Regions from separate parts of the Homo sapiens genome. Here region 1 is linked to region 2. The links are chromatin loops, found by intact Hi-C in ENCODE. Cell type or tissue: prostate gland. All regions are shown on one strand. Links, peaks and the distances in the headings refer to the core of each region. The heading gives the core; the rest is flanking DNA. Region 1 has its middle 750 kb from the start of TLE1. Region 2 has its middle 890 kb from the start of TLE1.

Region 1 (5,390 bases), core at 152-5,151, 140 kb before region 2:
CAAAGGTTTCTTGGTTTATGCCCCTTATTTTCCCACCCTTCATGTGAAACAGGAAGGCTAGCATTGCTTAATTTCTCTCCCAAGTAAGTGGGATAAGGCTCAGGTAAAGATTTTTCCCACACAGAGTAGGTATTCTAAGATATATTATACTAATACAAAATTGGAGGTCTAGTTAGGCCAACATATCAGGAGACAATTGTCATTGAATTCTCACAGTTCCCAAGAGGAGAAGACATGCCACCCCATCACGGGCAACAAGGGGAGATGCTGGGGTCCATCATGGGCTGAAGTAGTGGGAGCAACTATGGGAACAACCCTTATTTTGGTTTCTGAAGGAAGAAATAAGTGGGGTAAGATAAGCAGGTTTAGGGTTGGCCACCGTGAATAATTTCAGTGGGCTCTGGGGCATAGAGGCTGTCCCTAGTTGTTTCATATCTGGCTTTAGGGTGATTAGAGCAGATAGATAAAGAGTATAAGACCTGATAAAGCAGGTATTTGGGGTGTGGGCTCTGGATTGGTTGGCTTGTATTGAAAAGTACACGCTCAGATGAGTTATTAACTATCTCTAGGAACCAGGTAACCCTGGGAGGGCAGTCCCTTCCAGGGTCAGCAAGGCCCAGAAATGTCTCACATCATAATACAGAAAGTAAAAGACATGGTCAATAAAGTAGAACTTTATTATGGAGAACACTTTGGTATATTTCACAAGGATTACTTTTTCCCTCTGTTGCAGAGGAAATCTTTTTTGACTCTTCATGGTGAGCACCTGGTTTGGTTCCTGGAGGTGAAACCCACAGAAGTGAGGAATCCTCTAAGACCATGGCTCCCAGGATGTCCACACTCAGCCTCCAGCGATTTGTCTAAACTGCCATTTCAGTGTTCCTACCAGTTTATGGCCCAGTAGGTTCTGCTCTGGATAAACAATTCTTGGCTGTGACTATTCATCTTGCCTGTTTCTGTAGATTTCACAGTGGTGGTCTACTCTGAGACTTCTATTCTCTGATAGATCCAAGAAAAGTCATTTTTCAGTTTGTCAAGCTTTTTCCCTTGTTGTAAAGTTGGGAGTGACAGTTTCAAAGTACTTTACATGTTGGAGCTGAAACTAGAAGTATTGTAGCTGAAACTGGAAGTTCAACCATTTATGACTACAATATCAGTAGGACCTTATAATGATTAAAACACTCAGCTCTCTCAAGATTGAAGTTCCCGGTCTCCCACACACCCCATATTTGGCTGAGAAACACAGTAAACTGCAGAAAGAAAACATTCCAACTCATTAAAAATTTTAAAAGCTCTTTTTTTCTATAATGAAATATTTCCGTAAGCAGTATGTGTTTCTAAGAAGCCTGAGGCTGTATCAGAACAGCCATTTACCTGCCCATGAATAGCCACTGGTATGAACAAAGTCATGATGACCTGCAGTAATCCACCAAAGTCAAAATAACATGTGACCACTGTTTGCTGAAACCAGTCCTAAAGCTGTTCTTTTAAACCATATCACTTAAAAAGCAAACCACACCATTTTAATAACTGACTGCATGGAACAATATAAGATGCTGCAAATGTCAAGATCAAGAACTTTCTTGGTCCATACTTGCAAAAGCTTAAGGTATAAAGCCTTATATCCTAGCCTCATTTAAGGACAAACCTCAAACATTGAACATTATTTTGTCTCCCCCAATTTCACTCCTTATCTATTTCTCAATGTTCCAGGCCTATAAACAGGATGATAGGTTTTGACAGCATTCAATCAGTAAAACTCCTCTGCCCTATCCAGATTCAGAACCTATTAAGAGATTGGCAAATAATTGACATAGGTGGACATGTAAATGCCGCCTATATGATTGACATAGTTATATCGGAGGTATGGGTAAAGTCTGCTAGGTAAGTGGGTGTGATATTTACACCTGCGCCTCCATTTAGATCTTGGTTGCCTTCTACTTCTCTGTGGTAGAGATGGCAGAAAAGGCCAAATCTCTCATTCTTGAGTCCTGTTCAAAGATTAGCCTCATTCAATTGAGAAACATTGACATTTACTAAACAGATAACTCATTTCAAATCCACAGGAAATAGTTAAGGGTTTGGGCAAAATACCAGCAGTACTTAGGGAAATGCTTACTTTTGAGAACTCAGAGAATAAGAAATACATGTTCTTTCTTTGAGGGAATAAATAAGGAAATCATAAATTTCATAATTTTTTATACACCAATTAGTAAAATTATGAAATGCTCAAATGTATAGGCTTCAGTGGGCTGGAAAATCACCTATTTAGGCAGCAAATATCTAGTAAAATGAAAGCAAGGGGGAATTTATGACTGCTTGACACTCTTGAAGCTAAATATTGATATAAGTTGTTTATTACCATTCTAGGAATTGAAAAAAGCAGGGTTTTTAAAAAATCATACCCCAAACCAAAAATTTCATAAACTTTTTGAGTTATGCACTTGAAATATCTTAATTGTAAAAGCTTTAAAGACATATGTTAAAAATTTTAACCTAACTTAGGTAATTAAAAAAAAGAATCAAGTAACACTTTATTCAAGCAGAGTAATAAACATGCCAATAAACATTCTTTTTTTTTTTTCTTTTGAGACGGAGTCTGGGTGTGTCGCCCAGGCTGGAGCGCAGTGACGTGATCTTGGCTCACTGCAACCTCCGCCTCATGGGTTCACATAATTCTCCTGCCTCAGCCTCCCAAGTACCTGGGATTATAGCAGTGCACTACCATGCCTGGCTAATTTTTGTTTGTTTTTAGTAGAGATGAGGTTTCACCATGTTGGTCAGGCTGGTCTCCAACTCCTGGTCTTAAATGATTCACCTGCCTCGGCCTCCAAAAGTGCTGTGATCACAGGTGTGAGCCACCATTCCTGGCCCCAATAAACATTCTTAAAATGTCTAAGAAACACAATAGTTTAATTTGACGTAACACAATCCTATACTACTATTTACATCCCCAACCCTGAGGAGGGTAGCACATAGAAGCTACTTAAATGTGTTTAAGTTAATTCTGTTAATCTTTTAAAATATAGATAAAAATAAACAACCAGTTCTGTGTATTGTATCAAAGCCTGTGAAATTAGTTTAGAAAAATTTCTAATAAATATGTAAGAACTGTTTCCTAATTGAAGAAATATACATTTTTAATTGAATATGTTTGTCTTAGTCATTTATCAGATATAAAAGTTTTTAGAAGTATTAAAATACTGCCAACTATTTATGTATTTACTTTTCTTGATTTTTTTTGAGACAAAGTCTCACTCTGTTTTCCAGACTGGAGTGCAATGGCACAATCTTGGCTCACTGCAATCTCTGCCTCCAGGGTTCAAGCAATTCTCCTGCCTCAGCCTGCCAAGTAGCTGGGATTACAGGCGCCGACCACCATGCCCGGCTAAATTTTTGTATTTTTAGTAGAGTCAGGGTTTCACCATGTTGGCCAGGCTGGTCTTGAACTTCTGACCTCAGGTGATCCACCCGCCTTGGCCTACCAAAGTGCTGGGATTACAGGTGTGAGCCACCATGCCAGGTAAAATACAGCCAACTATTTAAATTTAAGCTGGAATTGCAGTACCATTTTCAATTTTCTTTTCTCATTTTCTATTATGTAGTTATTCTTATTTGTGTAAGTCTGAAGAGAAGTGAGCTTTAGTTATCATGTCCACAAGTGACCACTGTAGAAGACATACATAACTAGCAACAAAATGGGAGAGCTAGCTGGAAATACCCATTCATTAGTTTAAAATTTTTCAATAAATATGTACGGAGCATTTACCATTTGCTGGGCAGCATGCTGTGTCATAGAGTATTGAATGAGAAGATGATTTCCTATAATTCTGAAGCTTATATTTCAGTAGGAGTAAGACAGATAATAAATATACCAACTACATAAATAAATAAATAGGTATTCAAGTGGTGATTATTGCTTTGTGACGATGATAGGAAGTGACAAAAATTTGTGAAATTGGTTGGACAGAAAAGACCACACAAAAAAGGATAACATTTAAAATGAGACCTAAGTGGCAAGAAGGAGCCAGGCATGTGAAGAACTGAGGCCAAAGCATTTCAGGAAGATAACGCAGGCACTAAAAGTCCTGAAGGAGGGAACATGGTGGTGTCTTTGAAGAAAAGAGAAAAGATATATATGAGCATGGCATTGAAGAGATTGAAGGAGAGTGAAGGGGAGATTGATAACACATGGGTCTGGATAGTTGGTAGAGATAAATCGTATAGGCTCCTCAGTTGTGGTTACAGAGTTCCAGTTGCATTCTAATGCATTTGGAAGCCATCACAGGATTTGCATAGAGAGGTTAAATGAAATTAATTATGTTTTAAAGATTATGTGTAGAAAATTGGATGGGGGAGGACAGAATGGAGGAAGAGATATGAGTTTCAAGGCCTATAGAGCCAGGAAAGAGATAATGGCTGGTGGGAGATGGCAGGAAGAGAAGTGGAGAGATTATGAGAGGTTTAAGCAGAAGAATCAAAAGAATTTGTGGGTGGAATGGCCTTATGGAATAAAAGAATGACAGAAATCAATAAGCTTTGGGTTTGAACAACTGAGTGGTGGGAATGCCATTTACACTGACTGGGAGAGGAGCAGGTTTTGGATCGGAGAATCCAGAAGTCTATTTTCATATGTTGAGTTTGGAACATTTATTGGATATCCAGGTAGAGACAGTTTAATAGATGATTGGATATATGAATTTGGAGTCTAGGAAAGAGATCTGGGTTAGAGAAATAAATACATATTTTAGCAGTAGATGAGTATCCCTTAAAGCCATAAGGGAAAGATGAATGAAATTTCTAGAGAGAAGTTGACCCTGGAGCAAAGGGAGTCATAGGACCTGGGGCACATTTAGAGGTTCAGCAGAGAAGGGCCCAGAGAAAGAGATTGATGTCACATGCCCAATGCTTGGTATGATTCTCCCTTAACAGTCTTGATGCTAGAATATTATTATTCAGTTCTTGTCTTTGGGACAGAACTACAAGAGTATGATCGAGGTTGAAATTAGTCACATTATTTTTTCTTTTCCAAAGATGTTGTAGAATTAACTATAAAGAATGAGTGGCTCATTAAGTCGCCCTTGTAAGGCAAAAGAGGCAGGTTAATCCTTCAACAGACTCCACGATGGGCACATGAAGATTATGTTTGCCCCTGCCCACAGGTATTTTTCCCCTACCTACGCTTCCTTGACAAACTGACAATGTTTACATCCTAGTGTCCCAATTCAATCAGCTATCCATAAAGGATTGTGGCCAAAGTCTTTTCTATTTTAGCCATGAGTCCTGATATTCTAGATCTACATATTATACCCTATAATTATACATACTTCCACAAGTTTCCTAATCCCCAAATTCCTTGCTTCTTAAACAGATCATTTCCCTCTAGAGCT
Region 2 (5,390 bases), core at 118-5,117:
GACTTTGCTACATGAAAAGAATGTTTTAGTTAAAATTTGATCTATGTGTCAATTCTATATTTTAAATAAACATATTAAATAAATTGACCTTGCATTTTTTACATGTAGTATCTTTCTTACTTGGATAATGTAAGTTCAGCTCCCTGAATACGAACAATTCTAGGTATACCCTTAGAAGTAGGGTTTTAAATAACAAAGCCAAGGGACAGAGTGTTAGTAGAGATCACACTGCAGGAGGTTCTCCCTGTTGCGACTACTCTTCCAAGATGTCATTTTCCATCAGCCAGGGGTAAAATTACAAAAAAAAAAAAAAAAAAATCCTCCAAATCACAATGACTTTAAGCAAAACAAAGATGCATTTCTTTCTTTCAATCACAGTCTAATTTTGTATCATTGGGAAAGATGACTCTGCTTCACTCTGTTACTCAGGGATCTAGGTTCACTTCCTCTAATGGCTATCTTCTAGAAACTTGGGTTATTTGCTGGATTTTCGGCATCGGATAAAAGAAGAGGAGGGTTATGCAGAAAGTATATGAATGTCAGGTCTTGACATGGAATACATTATTTCCACTCATATTCCATTGGCTAGAACTCAGTTGCATGGTCCCTGCAAGGGTGGTTGGGAAATGCAGTCTAGTGTGTCTAGGAGGCAAAGGCACCAGATAATGGTAAACACATATCTTATGATTGCTATATCTCTTTATCTGCTTATCTCTCTACAGCCTCTTCTCCACCAGTAGGAAAGTTGTAAAAAAGAAGATCTACAACAAAAGATACTCCAAATTATGCTTATGTTTTAATAAATATAATTTCTAAAAAAATTGATGAACAAAAATCTGGACAGTGGTCACAAAGTCAGTTTCAAATGGTTTTGAGCATATCTGTGAACACACCATATGTTCCAAAAACAATTAGTCATTGTTCAATATGAATAGACAGAATTGTAGCCAATAAATTTAAAATAAATTCTTGAATATACTTAGCATTAGAAGATTTGATATTATTTGAAAGCTCTGGTTACAGTTCTTTATGGCTGTTTATTTGTCACGAGAAGCATTAAGTTTTCGCCTAAATCCATATTTCAATAGAGTATTTATGCACTTGGTTCAAGAAAGAACTTGCCAGTGGCCTTCTGAGAGACAGCCTTGGCACTAGCAACTTTGAATAATACATCAGGGAAAAAGCTTTCAAACAAATTCTTTAGGTTAAAAGTAAGCTGTAGCCATAACTAATATGCGATGACTTTTACTTTATATCAGAGGGAAGAAATAGCCTCTTATTTAGTTAATTCTAGAACTACACTCTCTAGGACAATGACAATTAGCCACATGTAAGTATTTAATTAAAATTATATAAAATTAAAAATGTAGGTAGTTACTCTGGCCACATGTCAAGTGCTCAGTAGCCTTAAGTAGCTCGTGGCTATCATATTGAAGACAGAAGACATAGGGCATTTCCATCAACGTTGCTCCTGGGTAGCAGTGATCTAGAAGTTTGCTGACCCATAGCCATGCGAGAGGGAGAAACAGAGACAAAGAACTCTGGATCAGGATGTCTGTTACTTATTCCTTTTTTTCTTTGTGCACAAATATGAATGTGTTCGGTACATTTTAAAAAATCAAGCTTAAACAACTGGGTGTTTGCTTTGATGCCTAAGGAAGGGCAGCTAGCTCATTGGGGACTTTTATTTATTGCTTTTGTGCTAGCAAACAGACTACTAAAACAATTGAAAAGAAAGCCATTCTGTTTGGTGTGAATGGGCATAATAAATTAAATACAATGCAATTTAACCTATGATACTTAAGTAACAAAATATATCTGTATACATTTTAAAATATGAAAGCCAAATAGGCTACTAAAGTTTCTTTCTCTCTCTCTCCTCTCCTTTCCATACACTCTCCCACATCCTTCTATTTTTTTCTGGTTCCTGGAACATTCTGTTTTTTTTACAAGCTAACAAGTTTGATGTGGCTCTGTGTCTTATTCCCTTCCAGGCTTGCAGCTGTTTTGGCAACAGAAGAAAAAATCCCCATAACAAATCAAATAAAAGCCCTTTATGTGAAGAGGAATTGAAAACAGCAGGCCTCAAAGAGGACTGCACATGAGATGCCTTGTTCTGGCTTTCAACACAACTCAAATCAGAAACACATTACCATAATCTGAAACAGCCCACTGCTAACACAAGACAGATGGTGGGTAATAACCCATGCATCATTAATAAATAAATTCCAGCATTAAAGGCTTTACAAAGTATGACAACATTATCTGGGCACAATTACTGCCCCTCTCCCACCCCCAACATCATTTCAGTGTGTTATGGGATATGCTAGGTTTATTTTTTTTTTTTTTTCCCCTCCAACTCCATGGATCTGAAGGAAGTTTAAATACGACACAAGTTTTAACCAGATGAAACCTATCTCAGTGTACAAGACAGGTCTGAAACTCCATAAGGGAAAAATAAAATAGCTGCCAAAGTTTAATAGCTCACATGTTCTGGTGTTGGATCAGCCCACAGCAATTTATTGCACTGCCCTCCATGCGCTGGCCTCACCCTTTCTGGTACGCCTCTGTGCCTGTATTGCAGTATACACTCCAAGCAAGAATCTTGGCATCACATTTGCCACAAAGCTGAAAGATATATGAGTAACTTCTCAGCTTTCCTTTTGCAAACGATACCATCTGTCTCTTTTCCCCCAGCTCCCCCCACCAAGGGGGGAAGAAAAAACAGCCTCTGATTAAATTGAAAAAAGGAGAGAGAGAGAGCATTTTAACTCCATAAATGTTGGAAATTTAAAAAAATTATTTTGTTTTGTTTTAATTTGTTTGTTCAATGGGATAATGTTATTCCAACAGAATGTGAGGAGTATAAGAATGCAGCAATGTGACACAGAACTGTGCAGACCTCTTTGGGTGATGTTGTCTGGAATTCCCCAGGGTAGCAGCGTTCCTGCAAAGCCTAAGTGCCTACTTCCTATGCGTGCCATCCTAAGCCAAAAGTCAAGCATGGTCCTGGCCATCAGTTCTGGAAAAATACAGGCCTTAGGAGAGCAAATATTATATTAGATTCATCCTATATAAATTACATATTCCTCCTCAAAAGTGGGTAATATAAGCATTTTTGTCAAACAGACCAGCATCATGTTTTTAATGAAAGAGATAAACTATTTTACATTAACTCACTTGACAGGTGAAGAGCTAGGAACAGAGAAAATAATACATGCTAACCAGGCTAATCCAAGATTACTAGAAGGCCAAGGGAAAGTATCTCCGTGGCATCATCCATTGACCCAAGTGGTCAGTCATGTGGATGTGATTTATAGTCCGTGAGTACAGAGTTGCTTCTCCTGATCCAGGCCCTGTGGGGGTGGGGGAAAAGAAAGAAATCCCTCTCTGGAACAGCTGTCCCTTTTCTTTCAGCACACAGAGAATTTTCCTTCCACTTAGACTCATGTGAAGGCTGATCAGCAAGACTTTTCTAATTAGCATCTAAACCCTTTGCCTCTATGTCCTCTTCTTTCCCAAACTTAAATCAATATTTTTTATGTGTACATATGTATCTACTTTCTCTTAATTCACTGTGTGTTTATCTTATTTCCTCCATTAAACTGTGAGATTCCTGAGGGTAAATACTATGTCTAATCTATGCCCTAAATTCCCCTTAGCACCCAGTACAGAACACCACACTCAGGCTAAATGAAATGACAACTCAGAGACAGACGCCAAGGCCCCTGGCAGCGCAGACTCGGATGGAGTCTATGAGTTCCAGGTGAGTCTGTTCCAAGGCAGTTTTTCTTTGAGCTCTCTCCAACTTTCTCTGGGAACAGCTGCTGAGGGACGGTCAGAAGAAGGTGAGTTAAGCTTTAATTGGTTCCTGAGGTACGCAATTTCCTCTATGATCTTAACGTGATGAAGGGAAATTTAAATGGACTCGCATATTGAATCGATAGACAGAGAATAGAGCAAAAAATCATACTGATCAAGGAACTTTCTACAAACAGCACATTCTGTAAAAGTAAGGATTATTTTCAAAATGTCTTGGTGTATTTCCAACTCTATAATTTCTGGATTCACATTTGATAGTCTCCATCTTCTATCTTGTGGTAATTCCCAAGCAGGACAATTTACTAAGCTATTATTTTTTCATCATCATCATCCAGGTCAAATAAGTGACCAATACACTTCTTATTTTGCCCATTTTGAAGCACAGGCTATGGTTTTAAGTTGGTTAACTATATTTAACCTCTGTTCTCTGAAGTTTTAAGGCCAAAAATCAAATTCCATGACTACAAACATTAAAACTGTGAAAAACAGTATGTAATTGCACATTCATGCTGTAGTTTAGATTGTTATTTTTACTTTTACATGTAGCAAAGAGCAAAATATAGCATGAAACATATGAAGGACGAGTTACTTTTTTTTGATAGTCAAGAAAGTCTTTGTCTAGGAAATTAAGAGGTGATGTGTTCATTAACGAATGAATATTTTTGTGTGTCAGGACTTGCACCAGGGATTTAGGTTAATGTGATGAGCAGACCTTAAAGTAATGGAGCAGAAGAAATAAATCAGAACAGTGGGCTGGCTGAACAAAGGGGGTATTTCCACGTAGACGACTATGATGAGGAAGCAAAGGGTAGATAGACATTCTTGTGAGACCAGGTAGAGGGTAGATAGACATTCTTGTGAGACAGGTAGAGGGCCCAGGAACACAGAACAGTTTTCTACAGACCTGTACTAGTTGAATGGAGGGAATACACACTTAGCACACTGTATCCCTAGACATGGACAGAGTTGGGGTTTGCCACCTCTTTGAGGTATTTCCAGCCCAGTATTAGTAGCTATTCCTCTTCATTTTTCTGTATGTCTGCCGTTAGAGCATATGGTTCAGTTTAACAAATACTTGTGAAGTTTCTAGTGCCTCATTTTCCTTATCTGCAAAATAGGGGGAAATTCTAAATCTCACAGATCATTGAAAGATTAAATCACACATGTAAGGGTCTTAAAATGATGCAAACATTTATGGAAAATGATATGTTTTAGCTTTTATTCTTACAAAAATTGAATCCCTGGGCTAGGCACTCTAAATACAAAATAATTCCTTTTCCTTGCCATCTGGAAGCTTACCATGTGGGGGTAAGATCAATGTAGGAAAATGATTTTTATGTAATAAGGTAAGTGATACTTGCATTCACTCATGCAGAGGTATTTATTGAGCACCTACTCTGTGCCAGGCACTCACTGTATTAGGCCCTGAGTATGCCCTCATAAAAAAAAGAAGACAGGATCTCTGCCCTCATTGACTTTACACTTTAGTAGGACATAGGGAAAGACAGAGATTTTAAAAATTCACAGAAGTAAAGCTAAGTTATAATTGTATATGACTACCACACACA

The links. Hi-C counts contacts between places; a loop is a spot of excess contacts. Peaks named below come from ENCODE experiments on the same cell type or tissue, not always from the same donor. Only the 100,000 strongest peaks of a DNase experiment are listed, where the experiment ranks them.
Region 1: a loop joins it to region 2, with 4 times the contacts of the local background. A loop is called at or near these places in 3 of 110 quality-filtered maps.

The regions. Positions count from the first base shown.
Region 1 is chr9:80,934,528-80,939,917 of GRCh38, reverse strand. No RefSeq gene overlaps it. Among named protein-coding and RNA genes, the nearest start is that of TLE1, 750 kb to the left of the region's middle. In prostate gland, for the core only: no CTCF peak of the experiment used is centred there; no DNase peak of the experiment used is centred there.
Region 2 is chr9:80,795,181-80,800,570 of GRCh38, reverse strand. No RefSeq gene overlaps it. Among named protein-coding and RNA genes, the nearest start is that of TLE1, 890 kb to the left of the region's middle. RefSeq lists enhancers at 1,852-2,363, 1,514-2,786. In prostate gland, for the core only: no CTCF peak of the experiment used is centred there; DNase peaks (open chromatin) are centred at 2,010, 2,540 and 3,760; H3K27ac peaks cover 2,876 bases.